3 separate regions of the Homo sapiens genome follow, and all the other regions are linked to region 3. Evidence: chromatin loops called from intact Hi-C (ENCODE). Cell type or tissue: Caco-2. All regions are shown on one strand. Links, peaks and the distances in the headings refer to the core of each region. The heading gives the core; the rest is flanking DNA.

Evidence for each region. A loop is a pair of places that touch in the nucleus more often than their neighbours do. Peaks named below come from ENCODE experiments on the same cell type or tissue, not always from the same donor. Only the 100,000 strongest peaks of a DNase experiment are listed, where the experiment ranks them.
Region 1: a loop joins it to region 3, with 4 times the contacts of the local background. A loop is called at or near these places in 6 of 110 quality-filtered maps.
Region 2: it touches region 3 in a loop (6-fold over the local background); 2 of 110 quality-filtered maps call a loop at or near these places.

What each region holds. Positions count from the first base shown.
Region 1 is chr2:215,822,825-215,833,518 of GRCh38, reverse strand. The region is part of intron 1 of LINC00607 (long intergenic non-protein coding RNA 607); the gene reads left to right. Among named protein-coding and RNA genes, the nearest start is that of LINC00607, 15 kb to the left of the region's middle. RefSeq lists enhancers at 1,860-1,909, 1,930-2,009. In Caco-2, for the core only: CTCF peaks have their summits at 4,573 and 4,774; DNase peaks (open chromatin) are centred at 2,988, 4,828 and 6,558.
Region 2 is chr2:215,499,658-215,510,351 of GRCh38, reverse strand. No RefSeq gene overlaps it. Among named protein-coding and RNA genes, the nearest start is that of FN1, 69 kb to the right of the region's middle. In Caco-2, for the core only: no CTCF peak of the experiment used is centred there; a DNase peak (open chromatin) is centred at 4,641.
Region 3 is chr2:215,680,701-215,691,394 of GRCh38, reverse strand. All of the region lies in intron 5 of LINC00607 (long intergenic non-protein coding RNA 607), which reads left to right. LOC102724861 (a long non-coding RNA gene) reads right to left here. Exons shown (of 8, transcript NR_187737.1): 6 at 9,269-9,471; 7 at 7,934-8,053. Among named protein-coding and RNA genes, the nearest start is that of LINC01614, 32 kb to the left of the region's middle. In Caco-2, for the core only: no CTCF peak of the experiment used is centred there; a DNase peak (open chromatin) is centred at 6,464.

The DNA.
Region 1 (10,694 bases), core at 2,449-7,448, 140 kb before region 3:
TCAACTAAAAAATTGAAAACAGGGCTGATTCCATCAATAGGAGCTGGAATGATAACTCCATGGCTAGGAACAACCACTGTTAATGTAAAAGATTAGTTTCCAAAGCTTATGTGAACATGAGGAACAGTTTTCCTCAGTGTCATTGTTAATTTAATGACAATGTTACTTACATAAGTGCAAACATAAAGCTGGGTGTAAAGGCTGATGCTTATAGCTCTTCTAATTATAAAACTGAAATAAATTTACAAACTGAAGAAAAAAACTCTAAAACCAGTAAAACTCAAATTAACAACATAAATTTGGTGTGACAGATGAAGTTTTGAGAAATTTAAACTGCTACTCACAGTGTGAATGTATTACTGGCTGTCATGGTACAGGTTTTGGAATTTGGCATGCTTATGCTGTTGCACAAGGCATTGGAGTGGCCCCAATTTCTCCACCACTTCTCCATTTGAACTATAGAGACCTTGGCACCTGAACCTCCTTCGCTTTCATTTGGCATAAAGTCATCTTTTATTTCACAAATCTACCTTTGTTTTTCTCTCATTTGCTTATGTCAATTAAAATCCTTATGCCTGTAACCCCAGCACTTTGGGAGGCCGAGGCAGGTGGATCAACTGAGGTCAGGAGTTCGAGCTCAGCCTGGCCAACGTGGCGAAACCTCACCTCTCTCTACTAAAAATATAAAAATAAGCTGGATGTGGTGGTACGTGCTTGTAGTCTCAGCTACTTGGAAGGCTGAGGCAGGAGATTCACTTGAAGCTGGGAGGTGGAGGTTGCAGTGAGCTGAGATCGTGCCACTGCACTCCAGCCTGGGTGACAGATCAAGACTTTGTCTAAAAAAAAATAATAATCGTACTTGACAATAAAGTGATCTTGAAGACAAATACAAAATGAAATAAAGTAGTTAAAAAACTCAGTACAAGATTCATTTCCTTTTTCAGTCTTCCGTGCTGCCTGATCCTAGAGAAACTGGAAGGGGCTGTATCTGCTTTATCTTTGTATCTCCAATACCTACAACAATACTCCAGCACATGGAAGACCCTAAACTGTATTTGTTGAATGAATGAACAGATGAATACAAGCCCTGATAGAAGGAAGTAATGGTCTGGTACAGAATGGGGTGCGAACTCATATGGAGGTAAAGAGAGTCAGTAAGCAATGCCGCCACAGCAGCAGAACAGTGGAAGATAATTTGAAAAAAAAAAATGGAGAGATATTTCTTTAGCTACATGTGGAATTTACCGATATGCTACTGAGGAAGGATTGATAGAGAATATCAGTGTCATATCCTGGTGCTAGTACTATATCATTTGCATTTTTTTTGTGTGTAAATGTATGGTAGTGTTATTTAGTAAACTATAGTTAATTCCATAATATAGCCTTTATTGTTATCAACAAATCTTTCTAATGCCCTTAAAAAATGCACCTTCAAAGGTAGGGAAATCAATTGGGTGTACTTAGTGGGGAATTAACTGGGTCTACCCAGCCGATATTGTCAGCATCTTGTTTCCTTAAGTATGTTAGTCAATGCCATGGTTTGAGGGGGGAGGTAGAGGTGATGGTCCTCCACGCATTCCAGGCTGGTGACATTTGATGGTCTTCCAGGCATCCCAGGCATGGCCAGACCCTTGGTTGGGAAACAACACTTTTTAAGAGAAATAATAATGTAGCAAAGAAAATGCCTTGCTGCTGGAGTGTAAGAGATGCGGAACAACTCACAGTATCTACTTTCCAGACTGTCCTCTGGCCCAGGTCCCATGGGCTTGTGCCTGAGTCTTAAGGAGAGGGGTCATTGGGAGCAGGAGGCAGCATTACTTTGTTATCCATGCCAAAGGGGAAGAGGAAATTCTCCCTTACTTAAAGAAGAGCAAAACATTGCATCAGCATCTCAAAATCAGCAGCTTTGGTAGTGCTGTGACTTTCGGTTTCTCTGAAAGTGTTCCTCAAAGAAGCCAGTATTTGAATTGTTTGCTACTCAGCCACGAAGAGATAAGAAGCCTGTGTCAGAATGCATGTGAACACGCTGCTTGCTTCCTAGAAGCCTTGCTTTGAAAAAGAAGGTCTGCCCATCCACATCATTTTGGCTGGTATGTCTCTGGTCTGCAGTTATTATTTTTGGTCTTTGCTCTCATGTAAATGGTAACGTCTGGCCTTGTTAATGTATAACTCTAGTCTCTCAGAGAGTACTGCCAATAAAAATTTTTTAAAGTTAAATTAGTTCAATCATTGTGGAAGACAGTGTGGCAATTTCTCAAAGATTTGGAACTGGAAATACCATTTGACCTAACAATCCCTTTACTGGGTATATACTCAAAGGAATATAAATCATTCTGTTATAAAGATACATGCACGCATATGTTCATTGCAGCACAATTCGCAGTAGCAAAGACTTGGAATCAAACCAAATGCCCATCAATGATAGACTGGATAAAGAAAATATGGTACACATACACCGTGGAATACTAGGCAGCCATAAAAAGGAACAAGATCATGTCTTTTGCTAGAACATGGATGAAGCTGGAAGCTATTATCCTCAGCAAACTAACGAGCAATAGAAAACCAAACACTGCATGTTCTCACTCATAAGTGGGAGCTGAATAATGAGAACACATGGACACAGGGAGGGGAACAACACATACTGGGACCTATTAGGGGAAGTCATGCAGGGAAAGCATCAGGAAAAAGAGCTAATGCTTGCTGGGCTTAATACCTAGGTGATGGGTTGATAGGTGCAGGAAGCCATCATGGCACATGTTTACTTATGTAACAAGCCTGCACATGCACCCTGGAACTTAAAAAATAATAAAGAATAAATGAAAAAAATTTTTTTTAAGTCACTCAGAGATGTAATGAAATATTCAGTCCTATTTTACTTCCCAATAAAGAGCTTGGAGAAGCTTACGGACTGTGCAGTAGGTGTCCTCACATGCCCTGATAAGCAGGGAAGAATGGCTGGTCGTTGCCCATGGTACATATGACCTCATTGTCCCAATTGCCCTATGAGTGGCTGGACTGCTTAGTCATGAAGGTGTGGTCCAAGCAGTGATCTGGAGGCAGGGAAATTAAAATGCAACAGTCCAGCTGGGACCCTTCTGCCGTTACACAGTGAAGCTACTGGGAAGCTGTGTCTTTGCGAGGTGGGGGAGTCTGAAGCTTCATTTCATGTCCCTGCTATGGTGTGAGGCCTCTCTCTCTTTCCAAAGCTAATTATTTGGAGCCATTGTGAACTCCCACTTTCAGGCGATTTGAGTTCCAACAGTTTATTTCACTGTCAGTTGTTCTGAACTTAAAAATAATTTTTCTACCAAAAATAATAAAAGGAACGAAGGGTCAGCTCATAGAAATCAACTTAAATTCAAACCTAGATGAACTAATGTACATTTGCAATGAAAAGAAGCAGAGAAATCAAATGTTATAGTTTAGGTATGCAGACTGTGTTTGCAAATCCATTAATTATAACTGAACATAACCAAATTAATAAAAATAATTTCTTTTTTCTACAATATGGCTTTGACGATGGCATTTTTAATTAGAGGAGGAGAGGAGAATGTTGGAGACTTGTGGAGATTATCCAGGGGGAAATTCTCAGCACATTTGAAGCCTTTAGAAGTTAAGGAATAATTTTACTTAAAACTTTAGTTTGACACCCATGTTTTACTAGCATTGATCAGCCACCCCAAGGTTCATTTTTAATCACAAAGAAAGAATACGGAGCCTTGAGAGCGTGAAGGATCACGCCTGTAGTCCCAGCGACTCTAGAGGCTGAGGCTGGAGGATCACTTGAACCCCAGAGTTCACGGTTACTGTGAGCTGTGATTGCACGACTGCACTCCAGCCTGGGCATCCTAGAGACACCTGTCTCTATAAAAACAACAAGAAAGAAAGAATGTGGGGAAAAAGAGGATGGGTATCTTGGGTCAGTTTCCTGGAATTCAGACTCTGAGATAGTGTAGTTGACTGGGGAGCCGCTCTGAATCAACCCCTGTGGAGTAACAGAAGCAGAACTGGAGAAGAGGAGATGCAGGTACCGCAAATGACTTGGCTGATGGCAGGGCAGCCCTGAAGCAGGCACAGTCCTTCAGTTGTCTATCTCCTCATTGATCAGTGAGTGGATAGGGGCCACTTCAGGAAAGGTGTGACTTGGAGCATGCAACTCCCCCGCTGAGAGCAAATCCCACGGACGATGTCTCCTGAGTACCACGGTCGCTGATACGGTTTGGCTGTGTCTCCACCCAAATCTCACCTTGAATTTTAGTTTCTGTAATTCTCATGTGTGGTTGGGGGGACCTGGTGGGAGATAATGGAATCATGGGGGCAGTTTCCTCCCTACTGTTCTCGTGGTAATGAATAACTCTCACGAGATCCTATGGTTTTATAAGGGGAAACCCCTTTCGCTTGGCTCTCTGATTCTACCCTGTCTGCTGCCATGTAAGATGTGCCTTTTACCTTCTGCCATGATCGTGAGGCTTCCCCAGCCACGTGGAACTGCGAGTCCATTAAGCCTCTTTTTCTTTATAAATTACCCACTCTTGGGTATGTCTTTATCAGCAGCATGAAAATGGACTAATACAGCCACTAACACCACAGCCATTGGTGGAATTGGTTTCGGTCCTGAAATCGCAGTATCCACTCTAGCGCCATATTTTTTTTCTCTCAGGTAACTGGGCAAGGATGGGAGAAAAGAGGAAAAACTGTGTTTATGGAGGTGTGTAAAGATAGGGGGAAAAAAGACAAGCTGTGGAGGAATTAACCAAATTGAGCTTTGGAAGACAGAGGGCAGCAGGGAGCAGCTCTTGCAACACCTTTCTGAGGGGAAGAGGAGGTGAGAGGGAAGGCCCGGCTCAGGCTACAGGCTGCTCTTGCCAGAACAGTTGAGCTGCTGGTGAGGATATGCTGCCCTAGGGGAAGGAGGGACAGTAGACTGACCTGATATTCAAGGCAGGGAACAGTTGATGACATTTTATATTCTACCTTAGGGGGTCCTGCACAGAGAAGCAGGTGAGGGCTGCTATGGTAATTCCCAACGTGTTTTATTTATTTTATTTTATTTTTAATATGGCAATACAGATCAGTTTTGTTTTGTTTTGTTTTGTTTTTTTAACATTTTGCATCTTTCTACAAAGTGTTATACGGGCAATTTTTCTTTTCTTTTCTTTCTTTCTTTTTTTTTTTTTTTTTTTTGAGACAGAGTCTTAGTCTGTCGCCCAGGCTGGAATGCAGTGGCTTGATCTTGGTTCACCAGGTTCAAGCGATTCTTCTGCCTCTGCCTCCCAAGTAGCTGGATTACAGGTGTGCACCGCCATGCCTGGCTAATTTTTGAAATTTTTTTAGTAGAGATGGGGTTTCACCACGTTGGCCAGGCTGGTCTCAAACTCCTGACCTCAGGTGATCCGCCTGCCTTGACCTCCCAAAGAGCTGAGATTACAGGTGTGAGCCACTGCGCCTGGCCTAGGCAATTATTTTTGATGCCAAAGTAGAATTAATTGTTTTCATTAATTTTTAAATTAAGGCCAGGTTTGATGGCTCACACTTGTAAATCCCAGCACTTTGGGAGGTTGAGGCCAGAGGATCACTTGAGGCCAAGAGTTCAAGACTAGGCAACATGGTGAAACCCCCTCTCTACAAAAAATAATAAAAAAAATTAGCTGATCATAGTGGCATGCACCTGTAGTCCTAGCAACTCAGGAGGCTGAAGCAGGAGGATCTCTTGAATCCAGAAATATGGGGTTACAGTGAGCTATGATGGTGCCACTGCACTTTAGTTTGAGGAATGGAGCAAGATCCTTTCTCTAATAATAATTAATAGTAATAATAAGTTTTAAAATTAACTGTGCTTTAAGGATTTTTGTGATACCTTCCTAGACATCCTGTTTATTGTTGCAGAACTGATTGGATTCTCTTTCATAGAGCTCTGACCATAGAGGATACAAAGCAAATAAATAGAACAATCCTTGCTTTCAAAGGAGATTTTGATACAATTTTGAAAAAAAAAAAAAGAATGCAAAGTATGCTGCTCTTCCTAATGCCAAGGAGTATTTTACTTTTTAGCAAAAACCTTCTCTTAAATGTGGAGAACACTCAGGGGGAGGTGGAAGAGAGAAAGCAGTGAACAGATTCATCTTCCCTTCTATATCTGAAAGGATAAGCAGGCTGTGCTTTCCAGAGTGAGTTAGCATGCTATTTTATACAAATTCTGGGAAATGTCGGGCGTTTAAGTGTTGCTTTCTTGTTTGTTTAGTTTTCACGGTACTCCGGAATGTGTGTATCTCAGACATTTGAAAGGCATTCTGTAACCTATATTCCAGATATTATCCCTTAGTCATCTTTTGGGCTAGTCTGTCTGTAATTGATGAGTGTGCTTTTGAAATCCAGGGTTATCTTTGTTTAGGAAATAATTAATTGCTTGACATTGATGACCCTATTTTGTAGTTCTTTGTTCTATTTTGTAAATTTAAAAATGCTTCTTTTATCTTTGTATCGTTAACTTTGCCTTTATTACCTGACGAATAGCATATTTGCTGCTTAGGCAATGACCTCTGCAAATCAGTGTTTGGTGGGAAGGGCAAAGAGAACATGTAACTGTAACCTGAGGAGGAGTTTTTCTTTATCTCTTGTTCCGCTCTTATAGACTCCAGCGAACCACTAGAAGGAGCCTGTATCAGCCACTTTCCAATTCTTTGCAGTGATTATGTTTGAAGCAGATATTTATGTTTTCATTCCTGTTGATATCAGTGGGAATACTCTTGATAAACATAAGATGTGGGAAATATTTATTTCTGGGTCCTCTATTCTTCTTTCAGAAACCTTTCTCTCTCTTTTTTTTTTTTTGTCCACTCCTTCAAACTCCAGGCTTGCCACTTCTTAGTGGCATGACTGTCTCCTTTGCCCTTCCCACCTAGACCACGCCATAGCTTGTGGGTCAACCTCCTCACTTGGCTTTCCTGGTACCTCTGCTGTATAAACTTGCTGTTTTGGTTTCACTGCCTCAGGGCCTTGTTAGAAGATTTGCCAGTTCTTCTGATAAACCAGTCCATGCAATGCTGTTAATAGTTGATCAAAATCAACCCCAAATATGCCTCCCCTAAGAACCCGTTCCCATTCTAATCTGACGGGGGTCTTTAACACATTTAATTCCAAGTTTTCCAGTCTGGCCTGTGCTTAGAGAAAAATTCACAGGATAAGCACAACACATTTTTCTGGAGCTTCTCATTTACTTTAAGAACCTTAAAGGAAAAACTCACATTATTTTCATATTAAAAGAAATAAAGATACAGATTACACTAGACATCAGAATTTCTCATATCTTAAAAATAAAACATGAGAAAATAAGAAATTTTTACTTTTGGTGAATTATTCTGGGTTTGGTCTCTAGGTACCCTGCAAGGCTTGCATAAAAATCTTAAGAAGCCAAACCTCTTTGGTTTAAGCAAAAAATAGTTTTCAATGCTCAGAATTATAGACATTTGAGGAGGCTAATTTTTTTTTTTCTTTTCAGCACTTCTCTGATCATTTGCCCAGATGGGATGTATTTGCTGGGCCAATAATGTGGGCAGGAACACATTTTTCAGGCCTGAATATTTTTTTGAATCTCTTTACAAAGTCTTGTTTGGGTCTATTTGTGTTTTAGATCAAGTCTTGGTTGGTGAGTTAGAGATCTAAGTGATGACATTTAGCAAAAACATGGCATGGAGCTGCTTTTTAGTTTGCATTTTGGGCTAAGATAAGACACTTTATGTGCTTCCTTATAAAGGATATTTAAAATTTTTGAAATATTTACTTACAGTAGTCAAGTCAATGTCAAACAAGAGAATGAATCTTCAGGGAACTTTGAAGATAGGTTTAAACTTTTAAACATATGCATTTGTTTTATTGTATCGTAAATTATATAAAGAAGAATTACAATGAGGAATTGAAAAATTAATGGGATTTTTTTTTGTCAGAGGAATCCCTATGGGGAAATTATTGTAGAATCCGACAATAGTGCAAATTATTCATACTTTGTTGCTTTTTTAAAAAATTTTATCTTATTTTAGGCTTTTTTTATTTTTATTTTTTTTAATACTTCAAGTTTTGGAATACATGTGCAGAAAGTGCAGGTTTGTTACATAGGTATACATGTGCCATGGTGGTTTGCCACATCCATCAACCCATCATCTACATTAGGTATTTCTTCTAATGCTATCCCTCCCCTATCCCCCTACTCCCTGACAGGCCCGGGTGTGTGATGTTCCCCTCCCTGTGTCCCTGTGTTCTCATTGTTCAACAACCACTTATGAGCGAGAATATGCGGTGTTTGGTTTTCTGTTCCTGTGTTAGTTTGCTGAGAATTATGGTTTCCAGTTTCATCCATGTCCCTGAAAAGGACAGGAACTCATCCTTTTTTATGGCTACATAGTATTCCATGGTGTATATGTGCCACATTTTCTTTATCCAGTTCATCATTGATGAACATTTGGGTTGGTTCCAAGTCTTTGCTATTGTGAACAGTGCTGCAATAAACATGTGTGTGCATGTGTCTTTATAGTAGAATGATTTATAATCCTTTGGGTATATACCCAGTAATGGGATCGCTGGGTCAAATGGTATTTCTGGTTCTAGATCCTTAAGGAATTGCCACACTGTCTTCCACAATGGTTGAACTAATTTACACTCCCACCAACAATGTAAAAGCATTCCTATTTCTCCATATCCTCTCCAACACCTGTTGTTTCCTGACTTTTTAATGATCATCATTCTAACTGGCATGAGATGGTATCTCACTGTGGTTTTGATTTGCATTTCTCTAATGACCAGTGATAATGAGCTTTTTTTAAAATGTTTGTTGGCCATATAAATATCTTCTTTTGAGAAATATCTGTTCATATCCATCACCCACTTTTTGATGGGGTTGTTTTCTTTCTCGTAAATTTATTTACATTTCTTGTAAATCCTGGATATTAGCCCTTTGTCAGATGGAAGATTGCAAAAATTTTCTCCCATTCTGTAGGTTGCCTGTTTGCTCTGATGATAGTTTCTTTTGCTGTGCAGAAGCTCTTTAGTTTAACTAGATCCCATTTGTCAATTTTGGCTTCTGTTGCCATTGCTTTTGGTGTTTTAGTCATGAAGTCTTTGCCTTGCCTATGTCCTGAATAGCGTTGCCTAGGTTTTCTTCTAGGGTTTTAATGGTTTTAGGTCTTACCTTTAAGTCTTTAATCCATCTTGAGTTAATTTTTGTATAAAGTGTAAGGAAGGGGTCCAGTTTCAGCTTTCTGCATATGTTTAGCCAGTTCTCCCAGAACCATTTATTAAATGGGGAGTCCTTTCCCCATTGCTTGTTTTTGTCAGGTTTGTCAAAGATCAGACAGTTGTAGATTTGTGGCATTATTTCTGAGGCCTCTGTTCTGTTCCATTGGTCTATATATCTGTTTTGGTGCCAGTACCATGCTGTTTTGGTTACTGCAGCCTTATAGTATAGTTTGAAGTCAGGCATCGTGATGCCTCCAGCCTTGTTCTTTTTGCTTAAGATTGTCTTGGCTATATGGGCTCTTTTTTGGTTCCATATGAAATTTAAAGTATGTTTTCTAATTCTGTGAATAAAGGCAATTGTAGCTTGATGGGGATAACATTGAATCTATAAATAACTTTGGGCAGTATCACCATTTTCACCATATTGATTCTTCCTATCCATGAGCATGAAATGTTTTTCCATTTGTTTGTGTCCTCTCTTATTTCCTTGAGCAGTGGTTTGTGGTTCAACTTGAAGAGGTCCTTCACATCACTTGTAAGTTGTATTCCTAGGTATTAAATTCTCTTTGTAGTGAATGGGAGTTCACTCCTGATTTGGCTTTATGTTTGTCTATTATTGGTGTATAGGAAGGCTTGTGATTTTTGCACATTGATTTTGTATCCTGAGACTATGCTGAAGTTGTTTATTAGCTTAAGGAGATTTTGGGCTGTGACAATGGGGTTTTCTAAATATACAATCATGTCATCTGCAAACAGAGACAATTTGACTTCTCTTCCTATTTGAATCCCCTTTATTTCTTTCTCTTGCCTGATTTCCCTGGCCAGAACTTCCAACACTATGTTGAATAGGAGTGATGAGAGAGGACATCCTTGCCTTATGCTGGTTTTCAAAGGGAATGCTTCCAGTTTTTGCCCATTCAGTGTGATATTGGCTGTGGGTTTGTCATTAATAGACCTTATTATTTTGAGATACGTTTCACCAGTACCCAGTTTATTGACAGTTTTTAGCATGAAGGGCTGTTGAATTTTGTTGAAGGCCTTTTCTGCATCTATTGAGATAACCATGTGGTTTTTGTTATTGGTTCTGTTTATGTGATGGATTACGTTTATTTATTTGTGTATGTTGAACCAGCCTTGCATCCCAGGGATGAAGCTGACTTGATTGTGGTGGATAAGCTTTTTGATGTGCTGCTGGATTCGGTTTGTCAGTATTTTATTGAGAATTTTTGCACCGATGATCATCAGGGATATTGGCCAGAAATTTTATTTTTTTGTTGTGTGTCTGTCAGATTTTGGTATCAAGATGATGCTGGCTTCACAAAATGAGTTAGGGAGGATTCCCTCTTTTTCTGTTGTTTGGAATAGTTTCAGAAGGAATGGTACCAGCTCCTCATTGTACCTCTGGGAGAATTCGGCTGTGAATCCATCTGGTCTTGGGCTTTTTTTTTGGTTGGTAGGCTATTAAG
Region 2 (10,694 bases), core at 2,039-7,038, 180 kb after region 3:
GTGAATTTAGGCAAAGGATGAGCAGGAGCTCATTGTACTATTCTTTTCTTTTTTTATTATTATACTGAAGTTCTGGGATACATGTGCAGAACGTGCAGGTTTGTTACATAGGTATACATGTGCCATGGAGGTTTGCTGCACCTATCAACCCATTATCTACATTAGGTATTTCTCCTAATGCTATCCCTCCCCTTGCCTTCCACCCCACTTGACAGGCCCCAGTGTGTGATGTTCCCCTCCCTGTGCCCATATGTTCTAATTGTTCAACTCCCACTTATGAGTGAGAACATCTGGTGTTTGATTTTCTGTTCCTGTGTTAGTTTGCTGAGAATGATGGTTTCCAGCTTCATCCATGTTCCTGCAAAGAATATGAACTCATTCTTTTTTATGGCTGCATAGTATTCCATGGTGTATATGTGCCAAATTTTCTTTACCCAGTCTATCATTGATGGGCACTTGGGTTGATTCTGAGTCTTTGCTATTGTGAATAGTACTGCAATAAACATGCATGTGCATGTATCTTTATTGCTTCACTCTTACATACATTGTACTATTCTTTCAAAAAAAATTTTTTTTTTTTTTTGAGATGGAGTCTTGCTCTGCCACCCAGGTTGGAGTACAGTGGCACGATCTCAGCTCACTGCAACCTCCACCTCCCAGGTTCAAGCAATTCTCCTGCCTCAGCCTCCCAAGGAGCCGGGATTACAGGTGCCTACCACCAGGCACAGCTAATTCTACGGGTTTAAAATAACAGATTCTCCTCAACTTATGATGGGGTTACATCCTGATAAATCCATCGGAAGTTGAAAAAATCCTAAGTCAAAAATCCATTTAATACACCTAACCTACCAAAACACCATAGCTTAGCCTAGTCTACCTTAAACATACTCAGAACAACTATGTTATTAGCCTACAGTTGGGCAAAATCATCTAACACAAAGCCTATTTCATAATAAGGTGTTGAATATCTTATGTAATTTATTGAATGCTATACTGAAAGTGAAAAACAGAATGGTTATACGAGTACTTGATGTACAGTTTCTACCAAATGCTTTCGTACCATTGTAAAGTCAAAAAATCATTAAGTTGAACCATCATAGGTCGTGAACCACCTGTGGCTGGAGTAGAGACAGGTAACATCAACAAAAGACTGCAGACTCTGGAGTCAGACTGCCTGGGTTCAATTTCAGGCTCTAAATTCCAGCTATGCGATCAACATTTCTTGATCTGCTTGCTTATCTGGGAAAGGAAGGTAATAACAAACCTGTCTCACAGAATTTTTCCTAAGGATTAAATGCAAAAATTCATGTTAAACACACAGCACAGTTGTTTGGCATGTACAGTAAATACTCAATAAATGTTATGCTGATTATTATTATTACACTAGAACCTGTGTTAGCTCTTCACAGAATAAGACTTCTAGCTGATAATTAGATGGTACACATTTGTAAAAAACATATATTTTAAAATTTCTGTTTCTTCTTTTTTATATCAGTTTAAGATAATTTGCACCTGCATGAAAAAAGCAAATTACAAATCTTTATTTCAGAAACCCTAGTTTTGTTCTTTTTTGTAAATTGACTCTACTTTTCCAACCAGGAAAATGACAGAACTGTTAGCGCATTTAACCACATATGACTGACCCATAATAGTTGTACAAGAAATGTGAAAGAATGAAAGAATAAAATAATGAGTAAATGAATAAACTGGTCCTGGAAGTCAGGCTACCAGACTACACTCCCGAAATCTGCAGGAGTTATGAGCCTCTGCTTTGCTTTCTAGATATCTGTGTCAGCTGCCTCTCCCATGTGATGGCCAGATTTGGGGCTAATGTAGACTCTTTTGTATCCTCCATATTCCAGCCCTATACCCTAATTTCAGAGTTGCTTGTCTACTTTTTCTGTGGGCTCTGAATGGTTGTTTTAATCTATATTCAGGCAGAGTAACAGGCATGAGGAATGTATGACGTAAAAGGTGCCAAAATCAACCACTATGCAAAAAAAACTTCTCTTCCAGCAGCCTGGGTGGGGGCTTCTAGCTGGAGAATATTCAGTTGTGTGAGGGCATCTTAGTAGACCACCAGTGGTATCTGGAAGAAGGAGCCCCCAAAAGCCTCTATCACTCATTAGCAGGTTTACACAATTCATTGAACAGATTGAATAGTTTAACAGATTACTCCATTAATTAGATTTTGGGAGAACAGGGCAGTTATGTGTTGGCAGAGCAAACAGAGAAAATCAAATTCTGGAGTGTGGAACGTTTACCCAAAAGAAATGCAGCTCTGGCAGCCAGATCAAAAGGTAGGGCTCTGAGCAACAAGAAGACCACGCAGCTGAGTGGGAGGAACTGATGGAAAGAGAGATGTGGGTGCAAAACACAAGCCTCTCACCCTCTTTATCCTAGAGCTGGTCATGCGTATTTCAGGAGAGCACACAGATCAAAGGCCTCTCACCTCCTCTTGTTCTTATTTCACATGCCATATCAAAATGTTTTTTCAAACACTCTGATGGGGAAGTTAATTTAAAAAAAAAAAAGAGTTAAAAGTATGCAATGAAGATTTTCCTTCTTTCCTTCTCAAAGTCTCCACAGTCTTTTGAGTAATGCATGCAATTGCCTAAACCAAAATCTTTTGCCATTCACCAGATGGATGCAAGAAACTGACTTATGAAAAGGCTGACAGATGACCACTGAGTATAAAGCACCCTGACACCAAAGTGATCAAAGTCAAGAAAATAGAAAGACATTTTCACTGAAAGGGAGAAAAATCTGCACCAAAAACACATGTGGCTGAATCACATCCAATGGACAGCCTCTGCAGATTTTATTCTTTGACTTTAAAAATATTCAGTGTTTGTAATTTTTTAAAGTTTGCTTTATCATAGAATTCTTTAATATTCAATCTAGAAATCAGCCAAACTAGAGTGCTTAGTAATTTACTACAAGGAAAGACCAAAGACTTTTTGAGAGTAACAAAAAAAGAAAAAGAGGAACTTCCTACAACTGGATATTCTTAAAGACAGCTCACTTCCTGCAAACTCAATGAAAGGGCACTATACCAATATACTAATGCAATTGCAGGTATGATTTATATTTAACTTCATAACTTTTGCAAATCTAAGGAACTGGAAATATAGGCAATATAAAAGAGTAGAGAAGCTAAACATTAGGCTGCAATACATTTTTTGTTTTATACTTGATGTTAGTGAAGTAGACAGTCAATAATACACAAGAATTCAAAACCAATCAAAATGTGAGCAGGAAGGGTGCATACCTGGAAAACACCTGTTTAGGATCAGACAGAAATAAATACAAATTCTTTTTTTTTTTTTTTTTTTTTTGCCACAACTGGCTACACAGCAAGTTACTGTGTATCTCTGAGCCTTAGCTTCCACAACTATAAATGGGAATTGTACAACTTCATTCTCAAATTCAAGAGATAACATATATTAATCAGCAGGTTGAGTCTATGAGTGAGTAACACATGTTCACTATTATTCCAAAAAGAGTCACCCTGGCCCATTCCTTTGACCCTGTGCTTGAATCAACATACCTGTTCCATAATAAGGTGAGCAGCATCTGGCCTTGGAGTTTCACAGACCCACAGCCTTACCACACTCTCTCTCTTTCATCTCACTTTCTATCATATTCACAACCTATTTTAGTATATCAGTGACACATAAGAACTAAGGATATAATAATCATGAAGGGTTTTAAGTTTAAAATACTAACAAATTTTATTTTCAGAAACAGAGTTTAAAGAAGAGGCAAACAATTCATTGCTGCTTTCTTTTTCCTACCTGCATTCTGTCGGACTTGAGCTACATTAAAAATCCAGCTGTAGGCATCAGAAATCAAAAACATTTTTACACAAAGGCACCCCCTTCAGGCTCCTAGTTCCTGCTACTGCCATTTCTTTTGGGTAAACATTCCACACTCCAGAATTTGATTTTCTCTCTTTGCTCTGCCAACACTCTGCACTGTTTTCTCAAAATCTAGTTAACAGAGTAATCTGTAACTATTAAATCTGTTCGATGAATTGTGTAAACCTGCTGATGAGGGATAGAGGCTTTTGGGGGCACCTTCTTCCAGATACCACTGGTGCTCTACTAAGATGCCTTAACACAACTGAATATTCTCCAGCTAGAGGCCCTACCAGGCTGCTCGAAGAGAAGTTTTTTTTTTTGCCTAGTGAGCGTTTCTGGCTTTTTTTTTTTTTTTTTTTTTTTGAAGCGGAGTCTCACTCTGTCGCCCAGGCTGGAGTGCAGTGGCGTGATCTCGGCTCACTGCAACCTCCGCCTCCCGGGTTCACGCCATTCTCCTGCCTCAGCCTCCCGAGTAGCTGGGACTACAGGCGCCCGCCACCACGCCCGGCTAATTTTTTGTATCTTTAGTAGAGGCGGGGTTTCACCGTGTTAGCCAGGATGGTCTCGATCTCCTGACTTCGTGATCCTCCCGCCTCAGCCTCCCAAAGTGTACCTTTTACATTATAAATTCATCACGCCTGTTACTCTGCCTGAATATAGATTAAAAGAACCATTCAGAGCCCACAGAAAAAGTAAAAGTAAAAAGAAGCAAGGTTTGCTGACTCAGGGAGAGTCTGAAAGGCACTTTGGACTTGGCCCTATCTCCCTTCCCACCTCTTTGTCCTTATCTACTCCCCACCTCCTCCTGAAAGCTGCCAGATTGTGACTGTATTTTTGACCCTAGTTCTTCTGAAATTCTTGTGCAATGAGTTTATTACTTTCTTCTGCTCTTGCAGTTTCCTCTCATATTCTTTCAAAACGTTTTCTTATGAAATTGTCTTATTCACCCGATTGTAGCCAGCCTACCCTTCTAGAACAGAGGACTCCCATTCTTTCCTGTTCTGTATTTTATCTAAAGCCAATTCCAATTCAGAACCACCTCTATTTCTAAATTTTGATTATACATTAATACGTCTTGTAACATTCCCCATTTGGCTCCTCCAACCCATTTTTTTCTTCCATTAATTGATACAGATCTGAATTCAGAAGTGGTCTTCTAGTGGACTTTCCATAAGTACAAAATATTTATTCCAGCCACAGAGGTTTGCATAACTTTACATCTTGCCTTTGGTATTTATGTCCTCTGTTGGTGAGAAAGTCTGAAAATTTCCCAATGTTCTTGTGAGTTAAGGACACCTCAAGAGCTATTTCAATAAGGTGATTTTCCTACTCCACGTTTGTTTAACATCATGCATGCAATCTAGTATCCTATTTAAGAAGATATTGTCTGTGGATGAGATAGAAGGCAGGGAACAAATTGACTTACTAAATCTTTAGGCAGTAAATAAAGACTTCTTCTCTGAGCTCTTTACCACAAACACAAATAACCCTAAACCCTCATATCCATGTTAATAAATCCAAAACTCCCCTTCTGTCCAACACAGACGATGCCTGTCTTTTCCTAGCCCTTGGAAACAACTATTTAATTACCTGTGTAATTCTCACCAAGTTATTACCCTTTGCCTTATCAGAAAATGTTTTCTGCTCTGTCATTTGGTTTAGTCAGTGTGTTTTTCTTGGAAAGTTTCTGTTTCTGTGTCTCCTGTACCCCCAGAAGACTCACTCTTGGAGTCAGCACATGACATTTTTTTCCAAGTGCAGAGGAAGGGCTCTGTGGCCCCTGCAGAAGAACCACAGCTGTGGCTCTGTGACTTACAGGTGGCGAAGAACTTGAAGGGAGAACAGCCAGGTCCCACTGGCTATTCTGGGATGTTTGAATGACTCAATAACCATTATTCATTAAAAAGTAGGTTCCTGCTGCACTTCTGTCCAGAGAAATCCACAAGGTGCCCATGTGAGAGGTAATTTGGATACAAATCATACCTGCTTTGCAAAGCACCTACCCTTATGGCTTTCAATTTAAGGACCTATTGGAAACCAATGTTCCATTTTGTTCCATCTATGGGCATATTACTGAATATGACAGGCCTCTCCTAAATGACGTTTATTCATACCCCTTGTTCAACCCTACTTTCAGCTCCTGTATGATGACTGCCTACTTCTTTGAGGCTTCCCAGGATCTCCTAAAGTGATTCTTATCATATGCCACATAACCCAAATTCTAAATCAGATCTTCCTAAACAATACTTTCCAAATTTTGTGGAAGTCTATCTAAGAATTTTCATGATACCCACAAATAGGAAACTAATTTTATTTAAAAGCAAAAGTTTGTGGGTCTAAAGGTGTTTTTCTAGTGGCATGGCCTCCTCCATAGGAAAGGGAAGGGAACAGACCTTTAATCCACCAGATACAGCACTACCTGCTTTCTATAATTATCCCTGCATTTTCTCACAGAAACTTTATGGATTATATTGTTAGTCCCATTTTGCAAATAAGAAATGAAGGCTCAGAGAAATTAACTAGATCGAGTGTCTGGGCTCAGATTTCACCTGGTTCTAATGCTGATGCTGCCTCCATGAGATATGCTCCTTTCAAGGAAGGTGTTTCCCCATCCTTTGGAACAACTCCGTCTAGAACAGAAAAAGAGAAAGGTAAATGAATTCATCCTAAATTGGGAGGGAGGGCAAAGCTGTCATCCTCCCAAGCTCAAGAGAAATAATGTAGTAATAAATAGTTTTTAGTGCAAATAAAAATAGATTGTAAAGTACAAACAAGTTAATGATTCTGTTTAAATAATAGAATAGAATGTGAGCACCAAACACACAAACATTTATCACAGTCACTTTTTTATGAGAGCTATACAAAGAATTTTTTAAATGATCATTATGCACATCTGCTCCACATCTGTAGCCTCTCTGTCTGCAACTTTATGGCTAGTGGCAACAGTGAAATTACACCATCCCTCTTCACTGTAAGGCAAATCTAAGAGGCCTCCCCACTGACCATAATATTAGGGAACACAATGAAGGGAAAATAAGTGTCTGGGCATGGCATGGGGGCCTAGGGCAGTCTGTGGAAGACAAAGTTGTGAAGCCGGAGAGAAAGTACCTATCATTTCAGTTGGCTGAGGCATCCTAGGTAACAGAGCTACAGACATACTCTAGGATAAATAAATGTATAGATTGTGATGTTAAGATTCCTGGTCAGAAGGCCCTTCCACCTGCGTAAACTATTCTACTGTAATTGATCTGTTCCGTGGTCATTTTTGTTTTGTTTTGTTTTGCTTTGTTTTTTTGAGACAGTCTCACTCTGTCCCCTAGGCTGGAGTGCAGTGGTGCCATCTCAGCTCATTGCAACCTCCGCCTCCTGGGTTCAAGCAATTCTCCTGCCTCAGCCTCCCGAGTAGCTGGGATTACAGGTGTGCACCACCACACCTGGCTAATTTTTGTATTTTTAGTAGAGACAGCGGTTCACCATGTTGGCCTGTCTGGTTTCAAACTCCTGACCTCAGGTGATCCACATGCCTCCCAAAGTGCTGGGATTACAGGTGTGAGCCACTGCACCTGGCCTATTTTTGTTATTATTGCTGTTTTTTTACTTTACTCTCCCAAATATGAGATGATAATTACTACTGTGTGTGTTCAGATTGAACAGTGAGTTAAAGAATAATCAGGCCACATAATTAGATGTGGACTCAACCCAAAGAATATGGTAAAATACTTCTTTGCTATTTCTCTATGACTGTTAAATCTATATTATACATTTCACATGAAAGACATAAATGTATATTTGCAAATCAATATAAAATATGCCCTACGTGGTAGGCAAAATAATGGCCCCAAAAGATGTCGGTATCCTAATGCTCAGAACCTATGACTATGTTAGGTTACTTGGCAAAAGTAAATGGTAGTTACAGATGGAATTAATGTTGCTCATTAGCTGACCTAAAGATGAGATTTTCCAGTTGGGCCCAATGTAATCAGAAGGGTCTTTATAAGAGAAAAAGAAAGGCAGAAAAGGAAGAGTTAAAGTAATGCTATGTGAGAAGGACTTAACTGACAATTGCTGGTTTTGAAGATGGAGGAGACCATGAAATTCAGGCAGCCTTTACAAGCCAGAAAAGGCAAGAAAAGAGATTCTCCCTAGAGCCTCCAGAAGGTAACACATTGCTGTTGACACCTTGATTTTAGCCCACTGAGACACATTTCAGACTTCTGACCTCCAAAACTATAAGATAATAAGTTGGTGGTGGTGTAAGCAACTAGGTTTGTGGTCATTTGTTACAGCAGTCACAGGAAATTAATATACTCAGTATTCTGTAGCAAAATGTTAGTATAAAATTATGAATAAATTGACTAATAAAAATGCTTACATTTTAGACACTGACAAAAATATCACTAATTCCCAAAGGAAGTTTAAGTGCATTTAAGCTCCAGTAAAGTTATTGTTTGTTTGTTTGTATGTTTGTTTTAAGGGAGAGAGGTAGGGGTAAGTAAAGTGGGAATGCAGAGTGTTAATAAATGTTGAATGATGGGTGATAAGAGTTCATTACACCATCCTATCTGCTTTTCTGAATGTTTGAAAATGTCCACAATAAAGTTTTAAAACATTTTTCATTCCCCCCAATTAAATAACTTTCAAAAGTGAGCATCTAAGCAAAACCACTATATTAAATAAACACTGTATGTCTTTTTGTTTGTTTTTTTTTTTTGTGAGATGGAGTCTCGCTCTGTCACGAGGCTGGAGTGCAGTGGTGCAATCTCGGCTCACTGCAAGCTCCGCCTCCCAGGTTCACGCCATTCTCCTGCTTCAGCCTCCCAAGTAGCTAGGACCACAGGTGCAGGCCACCACGCCCAGCTAATTATTGTATTTTTAGTACAGACGGGGTTTCACCATGTTGGCCAGGATAGTCTCGATTTCCTGACCTTGTGATCCACCTGCCTTGGCCTCCCAAAGTGTTGGGATTACAGGTGTGAGCCTGTGTGGTATGTCTTTTTTCTAAAATAAAATGTGAAAGACAAAAATCTAAACCTTTCTTTTTATGACTTAATCTGAAAGCCTGTGGTATTAATATATTTCCACCAGAAATTATTAAACCATGTTTTCATAGCAGATGATTTGCTGCCAAAATTTTAAAAGCAAAGCTGTTTGTGCCTACTCATAGAGAATTATGTGTATATTTGTAGTTCTACTCAGCACAAAGAAATGCTTCTAGTGATAAGAGTGGAACTGAAAACAGAATACAATGCATTTGTATGATTAAAAACCAAAACATAAATATAGCCCTGCATCATGGAAAACACATAATGCTATTTTTGATAAGTGCAATATTTAATCTCATTTTTGCTAACATTAGGTGAAAATTGATTTTCCCCCTAAAATGTGATGTGTTCTATTAGAGCTTAAAATGCAGATGAATCATGAGACTATGTTTCTATGATCCTAGCACTACAAAAAGTAGAAATTTGCCAAAGAATTCAATGAGTTTTATTTCTTCATTGAGGTAACCAAATAACCAACATCACCAGTGACTATAGAGTAGATAGACATTCAAATTGTTTTATTATTGAATTGATCAGCTTATTTTACAACCTGGGAACATGAGGAATATTTAAAGTATATTGGTTCACACAAGGAGTTTTGCATAGCAGCATATCTACTTGGGGATCACTAGAAGAATAAACTTAGTTGGAAGAAAGAAAGAAGGAAAGAAAGGAAGGAAGGAAGGAAGGAAAAGGGAGAGAAAGAAAAAGAAAGACAGAGAAAAAAGGAAGGAAGAGGAAGGAAGAGAGACAGAAAGAGAAAGAAAGCAAGAAAGAGAAAAAGAAAGAAAAGAAAGAGCTCTGGGGTTTTTCTCTTTTTTTAAAAAATAAAATTCTAACTGAGGTTCTTAGGTGGCCATATAACTTAGCATACATATATCTATTGTATATTGTATTATTATACATAGTATCTATTGTATATTTTACACACACACACACACACACACACACACTTGATTTTACCTTTCCTTATGTCAATTAGCAGCAGTGTTTTTTTAAGAAATCAGAGTATCACACTAAAATGTTTACTCCTAAAGTCACTATGGAAACCACATCTCCTGTCTTGGTTTCACTTATTTAACGGAAAGTAAATTATAGATTCTATGAATCTTGGGCCATTATCTACACTTATTTCTTTAAAATACATTTTTGTTCTTATAGACTTATAAATCATGATGCATTAAGAACTATGACATAAGTATTATCTTCCAATCCTCAGAAAATATGAGACCAAAAAACTATCCAATATTTAAGTAATTCCAGAAAAGTTTTTACAAAGCCAATGGTTACCAGTTTATCTTTTTAACACTACCACCACCACAAGCAACAAGTTTTCCTTATATGTGATATATGCAGTGTGAGCACTTGACCTCTGATGTTCTTTGATAGAGAAGGAAAACACTTGGCAATCATCATGTATATTATGTAACTTCAAAAATGGGAAGACTGTTACCAGGTTACTTCTCTTCTCCAAGAAAAGCAATTCCAATTTCTTTAACTCTTTCTTATAAGTTCCATTTTCCAACCCTCTCATCAACATTCACAGTCTCTTCTGAATCTTTCCCAAATGTTAGAGTTCTCTTAAGATGTGGAGCTCCAAGCTGGAAAGTACATTCTTGTAAAAATTTGACCAGTGCTGAGTAAGAGCAAGTACCATCTATTTATCCATCTGTCTATTTAAAGTTAAGTGATCATGGAGGGTCTCCCAGCATAGACCATAGATGTTAGGTGTATTTTGGTGCAGCATGAACATCAAAAAGGGGAAAGCATGTCTGTTTTTGCCTTAAGC
Region 3 (10,694 bases), core at 3,773-8,772:
TGCATGCTGCCCTAACATTATCATCTCAAACAGTACAAATGCCTTATTTTTGGTTAGTGCTATGCAGATTTCTAGGATTTTCCTGTGGATCACCTCATTCTTTATGAATATTTGAGATATTGCTATTACTAGATAAATCCGTGTTCTAATTCTCTATTAGAAAGGCAAGTTCAGGGCTGGGTGCAGTGGCTCACGCCACCAGCACATTGGGAGGCCAAGGCGGGCAGATCACAAGGTCAGGAGACAAGACCAGCCTGGCCAACACGGTGAAACCCTGTCTCTACTAAAATACAAAAAATTAGCCAGGCGTGATGGCACGTGCCTGTAATCCCAGTTACTTGGGAGGCTGAGGCAGGGGAATCACTTGAACCCGAGAGGTGGAGGTTGCAGTGAGCCGAGATTGCACCACTGCACTCCAACCTGGGTGACAGAGCAAGACTCCATCTCAAAAAAAAAAAAAAAAGGGCAAGTTCAGATTTTATTACGTTGGTTGTTAAAGATCTGATTTCTTTAAAGATATCATTTATGCATCCACAAAAACAGAGGTCCAGCGATTTTGGTTAACTTATCAGGTCAATCTGTGCCTTTCTCTGCACATCCCTGTGATCAGCAGGTGTCTGAGATTTTTAGTTGTTTGAAGATGCAGGTGTGTCTACTGACCCTACCTATGCAGCTTGACTCAACATTCCATCAAAAGAATGCCAACCCCTGTGTATTGACTAGGTATGTTAATGCTGATTCTTCATTCCACCAAGGCCAAGTGAATCTTGGAGTAAAGATTTTTTTTTTATTTCCATTTATTTGCTTGGAAGAATGATATGCAGACACTGCTAGTTGTCATTCTGTGCTTGTTCTCCTTTTCTATATATTATGTAACTCATGATTTTTTTGCTGATTACAGTGACCACCTTAAATATTCTATTTGCCAGCCTTCTTTCCAGCTGATTGTGGCCAGTTACTAAGTTCTAACCAGTCTGGCCAATGAGATGCTTATGAAAGCATCCTATTCAACTTACGAAAGTATCCTTACAGGGGAGAACACGCCTCATTTTGGTTCTTTGTTCTTCTAGCTGGAAGGTGGACTCTATACCTGGAGACCCAGCAGCCATTTTGAATATGAAGCAATCTTTGAAATGGGAAGCTGGGTTCCCAGTTAGAAGGAATCTTCATCCCTGACACCCAGAGCTACATACCACTTCTAGACTTTCATATGACAAGGAAATGTTTTAATCCTGTGTAAGTGACTATGTTGGGTTTTCTGTCATGTGCAGCCAAACCTAGTCTTAACTAATACAATTCCCAATATAAGCATATTCCACTGAAACCTTGAAGTCTTTCTCACATTCCATCTGGATTTGCCCCATTCTCTAAGGAAAGGATCTTATTATACACGAATGTTGTCATACAGTGCATGCAATGTCCATCCAGCCTTTGAAGATATTCCTATTTCCATTAAAAATCTTTGTGTCTTATTAGTATTAGTATTAATCTTATTTTCCAGAAGTAGGATCCTAGAGAAAAGAAAGATATAATTTCAAAAAGACCCCAGAAGTTATCCAATCTCATTGCCAATCTGACGATGCTAAAACCTTGGCATCTCACATGAAAGCTGTGAAACTAGTATTGTTTCCAAAATTCTTCCATCTCTATTGTTATTGCCATTACAATCATTCACAAAGTAATTAGATGTCAGGATAGTTTGTTTTTTAAAGTGGCGTGGGTATCTCACATGGAACAAAAACTCTGAAAAGAAGAAAATGACATTATTATAATTAATGCAGTTTTTAAGACTGTGTTTTAAGACAAATATTTCAAAGCACAAAGCATAATGGAAGAATGTGTTAGAAGTTAATAGACTGTGAACACTGATCTTGAGTCCCTCTGGACTTTTAACCACTTACGTGATTTTTGAAAGCCATTAAAAATATAGTATTAAATAGAGGTTGTCATCTTCCTTATACTTTTAAAGAAAACAGAAGGCAGAGCTAATTGGAATTGAGTTTAATGGAAGAGTTGAATGAAACTCAATGAAAGATCAGCAGCTTGGGAGGCCGAGACAGGAGGATCCCTTGAGCTAAGGAGTTTGGGACCAGCCTGGACAACACAGAGAGGCCCTGTCTCTTCAAAAAATCAAAAAATTAGCCAGGTGCAGTGGTGCATGTCTGTAGTCCCAGCTACTCAGAGGCTGAGGCAGGAGGGTCCCTTGAGCTAAGGAGTTTGGGACCAGCCTGGACAACACAGAGAGGCCCTGTCTCTTCAAAAAATCAAAAAATTAGCCAGGTGCAGTGGTGCATGTCTGTAGTCCCAGCTACTCAGAGGCTGAGGCAGGAGGATCACTTGAGCCTGGGAGGCCAAAGCTGCCACCATGGTCATGCCACTACACTCCAGCCTAGCTGACAGAGGGAGATCCTTTCTCAAAAGCAAAAAAAAAAAAAAGAAAGAAAGAGCAGCTGAATTGATTCCCAACTTCATCTTACTTCATCTTGGTACTAACAGTCATAAAAGCTTAGAAGAAACATACATAGCCAAGCCACTCACTAGAAAGGCAATGAAAATTATTTTCCTTTCTGATAAAAGTTTCATGTAATGATTTCACTGTGAGAATAGTTCCATATTTCATTATTCTATAAACAAGCCAACTCCCTCTATTTGTTTTGTACAGGGATGGGTTATGCACACATACACACACACACACACACACTCACACACATACACATATTATATGTAATATAAATATATTTACATGAGTATTTGTAGCTTCTGTCTTTTCTAAATGATAGAGATTCTGTATTTCCTTACTTGTTGGGCCCATGAGACTGTCTTATGAGTTTGGGAATCATAGCTGGATAGACATCGAAAGAACAGACAACTACCATTGGTGGTGTGTGCCTGTAATCCCAGCTACTCCGGAGTCTGAGGCAGGAGAATTACTTGAACCTGGCAGGCAGAGGTTGCAGTGAGCGAAGATCACGCCACTGCACGCCAGCATGGATGACAGAGCAAGACTCTGTTTCAAAGAAAAAAAGAAAGAGAGAGAGAGAGAGAGAGAAGAAAACATCTTTTAAGGTTGGGAATCATAGCTGGATAGACATCAAAAGAACAGACAACTACTGTGAGAAGAAAACAAATACATTGGTAAGGTGGAAGGGATGAGAGAAATTGAAAATACAAGCACTGAGTTGGAGGCTGAGTTCTAGGGGAGTTTCAAAGGACAGGAACTGCTGGGGGACACGGCTACATATGGGTGGCAGCGCTAGTGGCAAATGGACAACAGAGGTTTCTAGTCTGCATTGTGAACATAATTTTCCTCCTGGAATTTTTAAGGAAAGTGAAAGAAAAATTTACACTGTTTTTAGTTATTGTTGGATGTTAGGCTGATGTTTTCTGAATGTAGCACTGAGTTTGGACTGGACTATTTAATACATTTTAATGTATACATTCCTACTTGCCTCAAGGATGTATTGGTGATCTTTTGGGATCAGAGTTACATTTTGCTGGTTAGAATTAAATCTGAGCTCTTCTTCCTCCTCATCAATTTTCAAAAACCAAACTGCCGAGTTAGCTTTATCGACACCAACCTGAGCACTAGGGAGGTTGATTTAAACTATCTTGTAGTAATTAGAAGTGAGTTTTTGTCAAAAGGAATAAAAATAGATGAGTAAGATAATAATGGAGGTCCTGTCTAACAAAGACTTGGAGGTAAATAAATACTAAAAGCAATTTTCATGAATAGAATGAATGGACATTTCTGGTTCCTTTTTATCTTTTCCTCCTTTTCTCCCTCCAACAAAATCCATTTCAGAAGTGAGCACTGAAAGGAGTGGTTGATCTTTAAGTTAGCCCACATGACTTATGTAACAAAACACAGGCCACCAACCATCTAATGGGATTTTCCTTAATCTTTTAAAACAAATGCTTTTTAGATAAAGCTTCTAGATTTCAGTTACTGTGTGTTAGCTAAAAAAAACTGGAAATTGCTGTAGCATAGAGGAAGAGAGGACCTGGTCTCTAGTTAAGTGATAGATAATTCTTCTTGTACAATTAAGTGTCTTTCTTTCTTTTTTCTTCCTTCCTTTCTTCTTTCTCTTTTTCTTCCTTCCCTCCTGTTTTTTCTTCCTTTCTCTCTCCCTTCTTTTCCTTTATGTTTTCTTGTTTCACCTTTTCCCCTCAAATTGTAACTAAATTATCCTATCAGAAATTAGATTTTTTAAAAAAGAAATAGTTGCTGTTTGAATCTCTGGTCTATGTTTGGACAGTGCCATTGATAGAGAAAATCTGCTTTAGACATATGCTTTAAATTTTTGAATATTCTAGAGTCCTTGTCAAGGGCAGTTTTGACTCTGTCCCTTCCCTCATTCTCCCAGAGGACATTTGGCTATGTCTTGAGGCCATACTGGGTTGTCATGACTGAAATGGGGAGATGCTCCTGGCACCTGCTGAGTAGAGGCTGCTAAACATCTGCAATGCACAGAAAAGCACCCCCATAACAAAAAGTTATTCAGCCCAAAATGCCAGTGGTGCTGAGGTTACAAAACTGTTGGCCGGGTGCGGTGGCTCACGCCTGTAATCCCAGCACTTTGGGAGGCCGAGGCGGGCAGATCACCTAAGGTTGGAAGTTCGAGACCAGCCTGACCAACATGGTTTGAAACCCTGTCTCTACTAAAAATGCAAAATTTTCTGGGCGTGGTGGTGCATGCCTGTAATCCCAGCCACTCGGGAGGCTGAGGCAGGAGAATCGCTTGAAACTGGGAGGCGGAGGTTGCAGTGAGCTGAGATGGTGCCACTGCAACAAGAGTGAAACTCCATCTCAAAAAAAAAAAAAAAAACGAAGAAGAAACTGTTTCAGAGATTTCTTTAAGTATTCCTGGATCTTCACCTTAGGCACAGAAGTTACAAAGTGAATTAGGAAGTTTAAATAAACATGATAGCTAACGTTGAGTTCTTGCTATACTGCAGGCATTGTTCTAATACTTGTAGTTCTCATAATATTTCCATGCAGTAGAAACAAGTAGCTCCATTTTACAGATGAGAAAACTAAGAAACAAAAGTTAAGTAACTGGCCAAACAACATGTAGGTATTAAGAATTGTAGCCTTAATTCTTGATTCTTGAAGAAGCACAAAGGGGTGGGTTTGGAGCGTAGAGTTTGTTTGAGTTGCCACCTCTACTTCCGAAATTCATTGACTCATGTGAACAAAATTACCTTTTTATCCATTGTATTTGTGGAAATATTCAAAGTTATATACTTCGGTATTTATGTTGAACACACAATTCTGACTACTGTTAATTCAGTGATACATAATACTTGTGAATAATTTAGGCTTCGGGGAAAAAAATCAATGCAAATATTTTTTTCCAAACCCTGAAATATTCAACATGAAAGATGGAAATGATTATGAATTATGACTTCTTCTCTATTGTTACAATTAATAGTTTTTATATTTATACTGAAGCCACGATGCTTTCTTACTGCTCTCATTAATTTTAAGACTTATGGAGAAAAAAACCCTCAAGTTGGAGGGACAATTTCTTGTTTTCATCATTTCCCTCTAAGAGGCCAACAGGATTATTGCTCAGTGGTTGTGTGGGCAGCTTAGGTCATAGGGCAAGGTCCCTCACAGGGAAAGGCAAGCCCATTATTTTTGGCCCAGTGTCTAAGAATATGGATCTTGAAGAGCTCAACATAAGAAAAACATCATTCAGGGTGTTTTCAGGGAAACAGATCAAGCTGAGGGATATAGGCCTTGTTCTCAGAAAGACTGCTTTGACTGTTTTGATGTTTCCAAGTTGAGTCTATTGTTTTCCTGTGTGATTTTCCTTGGAAAAAAGAAATGATTTCCATGGAGATGGAGAAGTTGGATGAGTGGATGAGCAATTGACAAATAGATGGGATGTGAATGCCACAAAAACAAATCTGGTTGTAATTAATTCCTGAGAATTCTAGAAAGCAGCTACAGCTATCATCAATGTGAAACTCTGGACTAAAAGCTCTGACACCAGATCCTCCTGTTTCCTTTAAAAAAGTCAACTCACATTTCTCTGATTCTCTTTGATTCATTTCTGCTGAAAAAGACCCAGAATTTGATATAAAACAAAGACACTTGTCCCTGAATCAGCACTATGAAACCTGAATAAATACAAAATACAGCTGATTCACTTTCTCTCAGTCACATTAAAAAAAAAAGTAAAATCCAACTGGTGTGCTCTTCCACCCAAATGTGTCATATTCAATCCTTAAACTAAAAGGTGAAAAATGTAATTCACAGTCCACCAGCTTTCTTAATCACAGCCCCACCACTCCACATGGATATAAAAACTGATAAAAGCCAACAACCAGAAACTATCTGCAGATGTTTAACTTCATTGTATTCAGGTTAGTCATTTGCCAACAAAGTCAGATTGTCCACATTGCTATCTGCTTCCAATTCCCTGCCCTGCCCCAGTATCTCTTAAGTTCTCTTAGGAAAAGCAGTAAAGATGTCTCCCTGACACTAGGAGGGTGAACATAATCGCCTGAGAGGCCGACTATCACTAGCTTAACCTCAGGAAGGATTACAATGCACTTCACTCAGTTCATCTCTCTCTCCCTTTTAACTGAATTGTTAACTTGTTCATGTTTCTAGTGTTGGGGCTCAGAAACTGATACTCTAAGATATGGCACTTTGACATGCTGAACTGAAGGAGCCTCAAGGTCTCCCTGACCTTCTCCCCTTCCTATCTCCCAAAGCACAGGATAAATTTGTTCTCTGATGTTTCCTTATCTGCCGAAAAGTCTGGACCCATCAAAGAAGAAGACAATTACCCTAAGTTTTCCCTGAGTTTCCATTAACTCATCTCCTATCGCAGGAAGGAAGACTGAAATCTGTCAACACACCTGGACAGACTTTTGTCACAAACCATTGTCCACTCTGCAGGCCCAACAGACTTTGTCTCTGGCCATTGTATGTTCTTCAAGCCCAGTGAATTCCCCTAAAAATTGTTTTCTGTCCCTATAAAGTCACCTATACATCTCCATTTCCTTTTCCCCTAAGATGTAGGGTATATAAACACCTCTACCCCACGGGGTATGAGGCAATCACTCTGTGATTCTCCCTCGTGGATGCTAGTAATTTGTATGCCATTTCTCCTACTGATCTGCCTTTTGCCAGTTGATTTTCAGTGAACCTTCAGAGAGTGGAAGAGAAGTTTTCCTTTGGCCCCTATGCTAGGCATATTTAAAAAATTGCAGCGAATTCAACTAGTCATTATCCCAGAGCACTAAACTCAGCTAACCTGGAGGGCATGGAGTGGTAAATAAAGAACTTGAAAGAGGAAGAAGAAATCACACTAACATATCTGGTGTTCATTAATTTAAGGAACCATTGAACAGTGTGAACTGCATCATTCTTATCATCACCTCTTTTGTAGGTGTCATAGGCAACTCTGTAGGTAAGTTTCTCTAATCACATAAAAAGGAAATTGAACTATATTTGTGTTTTATGCATTAACCTTTTGTAAGGTTTATATATGAGCCAACCCATTTTTTTTTTAAACAAGAGTTAACTCACCTCACAAATAAACTTTTTTCTTGTGCCTAAGATTTCCTTAAAAGTACATAAGATATTGAATATTGAGTGGTTAGAACAGTAATGCCATTGTGCTGAGAAAGAGAAGAATGGCAGAGGGTGGGGCAGTGCTAAAGGAGAATTTACTGATTTTTTAATATTTAGAGCTTTTAAACTAAAGACACATTGTTTAAAATTTGCAAATCGATTTGAAATGCATTTAAGAAGAAGCCCTTTGAACATAGATGATGGTTTGGTTGTTCAGCTGTGTTCTGGAAATGCTTCTTCCCATTTCTGCCAGTCCAGACAACAGGTTTGCCTGGATTCTGCATATCCCTCTCTGCTCTCCCTGACAGGCCACAGAAGGGTCTAACTCAGAGCTGGCTTTACCTGATCAGTTCTGAGATTGTCAGGGTGTACCTGGCGAAGGCTACAGGATTTCCCACAAAGCTGGAACTTGTCTTCTATCCACACGTGATTTAACTGATTCCCACATGACCTTCTTCCCCTCTAAAAAAAGGAAGACAAAGGAAGCAAAAGGGCGAGGTGTTAGATCACCTCATGGAGCAGTGACTTTTATATGTCTTGATGATTGTTGTTATATCGTCAGTAGCAAGGTCAGTGCCTAGTACACCACAGGGACCTCATAAAAATTTGTAAAATAAAAATCAATGTAATCCTTACAATAATACTGGGAGAAATGAATTAACCCCAACTTACTAAAGAAGTTCCAGTTAGTGGAAAAAATGAGATTTGAACGTAGGCCTAGATCTTTCTACTACATTACATGTCTTATTAGAAACCCCTCCTCATCCCCCACCAAATTCAAGTTATTTCAAGAGATCTATTGAATATAGAGTTGTTCGTTTCTTTTCTTTTCTTTTCTTTTCTTTTTTTTCTTTTCTTTTCTTTTCTTTTCTTTTCTTTTCTTTTCTTTTCTTTTCTTTTTGAGACGGAGTCTTACTCTGTTGCCCAGGCTAGAGTGCAGTGGCACGATCTCCACTCACTGCAACCTCCGTCTCCCGGGTTCCAGTGATTCTCCTGCCTCAGCCTCCCAAGTAGCTGGGATTATAGGCACCTACCACCGCACTCCACTAATTTTTGTATTTTTAGTAGAGGCGGGGTTTCACCATGTTGGCCAGGCTAGTCTCAAACTCCTGACCTCGTGATCCACCTGCCTCGGCCTCCCAATGTGCTGGGATTACAGGCGTTAAGCCACTACACACGGCCAATTGAATATAGTTTTTCTATGCCACAGATTAAGTGATCTCTAGGCAAAAATGTGCAGATAATCCACCACAGACTAAAGTGGCCAACCAAATAACTTGGGTTTTAATAGACACTTTAGAAAGCCTCCTGCTCAACTTCCCACCCGATGAGGAAGCAAATGTATATTAGGACTTTACACAATGCCTGGCACACAGTTAAGTGCTTAAGAAATATTCATTCTTCACAATGCAAGGAGCTCGTGGTAGACTGTGGTCTCAGCCTTGGCCAGAGCACTTTCACTTACTATGTTACAACTTTGTACGGTGTTCTGTTCTAAGAAGGAATAGTTCTCCCTTGAAATGTAAACACCATGAAATCAGGGACTTTGTTCTATTCAATAATGTATTCCTAGTGCTAGAGGAGGATCTTAAACATGGCAGATGCTAAAAAAAATCTGTATTTTAAATGTATGGATAAATGAATAAACCATTGTTGGAAAGGTATTAGAAACAGTACCTTATTAGAAACAGTAGTTCTCAAGAAATGGATTGGGAATTCAGAGGAAGAGCTGGTACCCTATCATGGCAGGTGGCCCCTAGAAGAGTCATTTGAAGTCATGTGACCCTCTGGTAGATGAATGGTTCCCAAGCTGTGGTGTGGGTCCTCCATGACAGCAGCCTTGGTCTGGTCCAAATGACATGTGTAGGATGAGCTTACACCTGCACAAAATTTATGGACAGCATAAGGAAAGGTAAGCCAATGTTGGAAATGCACCAATCACATTTTGAAAAGATAAGATGGTTTGTGGTGTCCGTCCTCTTCCTCTTCCTTTGTCTCTCATTCCCATTCTGCAGAGATCCTTGATTTGTAGCCAATCAATCCTTATCTCTGCAGCATGAATTTGTACAAAATCAGGTCATCAAGGAATCCAGAAAATGAAAATTAAGAAGAAAATTGTATGCCAACTGACCTTGTGCCCAGATGGGGGATAATATTTGTGGCAGCTAATTTTTAAATGAGGAAACAAAAATGAAGTAGAAAAAAATTTAATACCTTTGATTTTTTTTAAAGAGATAAAATAGCTTTGTGTTATCTCCTATAATCTTTATAAATCCTTCACTCGGTGCAAGCTTCCTGCCGAATCTCTGAAAAACATATCACATGACACAAAACCACCAGGTTTCATGATGAAAGAAGAAAAGCATCCAGTGCACTCCAAGCCCACCCCCACCTTGATACTACTTGTTCACAAAAGACGGGTTGTGGCTCTTGGGGATTTGTTGATCAAAGTTCCAGTCATGCTGACTGAAAGGGTGTTCTGTTTTCAAAGTGATTATTGAGCCACTTTAAAAACACTTTAACTTGTGGGTTTGCCTCATTCTATTTGAGTCCAGATTTCACAATAATGTAATGAAGGAAGCCCTGTGGTACTGCCTGTGTCATCTTAATTTATCAGGAAACCACAACCTTGCACATCTTTTCCAAGTGACTTTTTTTTTTTTGGTTTGTTTGGCCACGATAGCCATGTTCAGGGCTGTTTGGACCCTTCCTGGTTTGGTGCTTGGCCTGGGTTCCAGGGTTGAAGGGCCAGTGCATCAACTCCACAAGGTTCTGAGTCTCTCTTGGCACCTTTAGAACTGCCTGCTCTCTGTTCCTTCTATCAGGTTTCAGGCACTCCTGTGCTCTTTGAGTAATCAAGGTTTTATTGTAAAAACCCATTCAAATCCCCAAAGAGCTGTGAAATATTTGTTTCACTTTTCTCTCTGCTTCAGTGGGTATTTTATGTGAACTGTAAACTTGGGAAACATAAAAAGAAAAAATTAAAAAGAAATATGTAGGCTTGGTAAGAATCAGAAAAAAAAAACCCACGAACAATGCTTCAGTGAGTACACTACGAATATAGAATGCATTTAGCCAATTTGATATATTCTTTACATTTTCT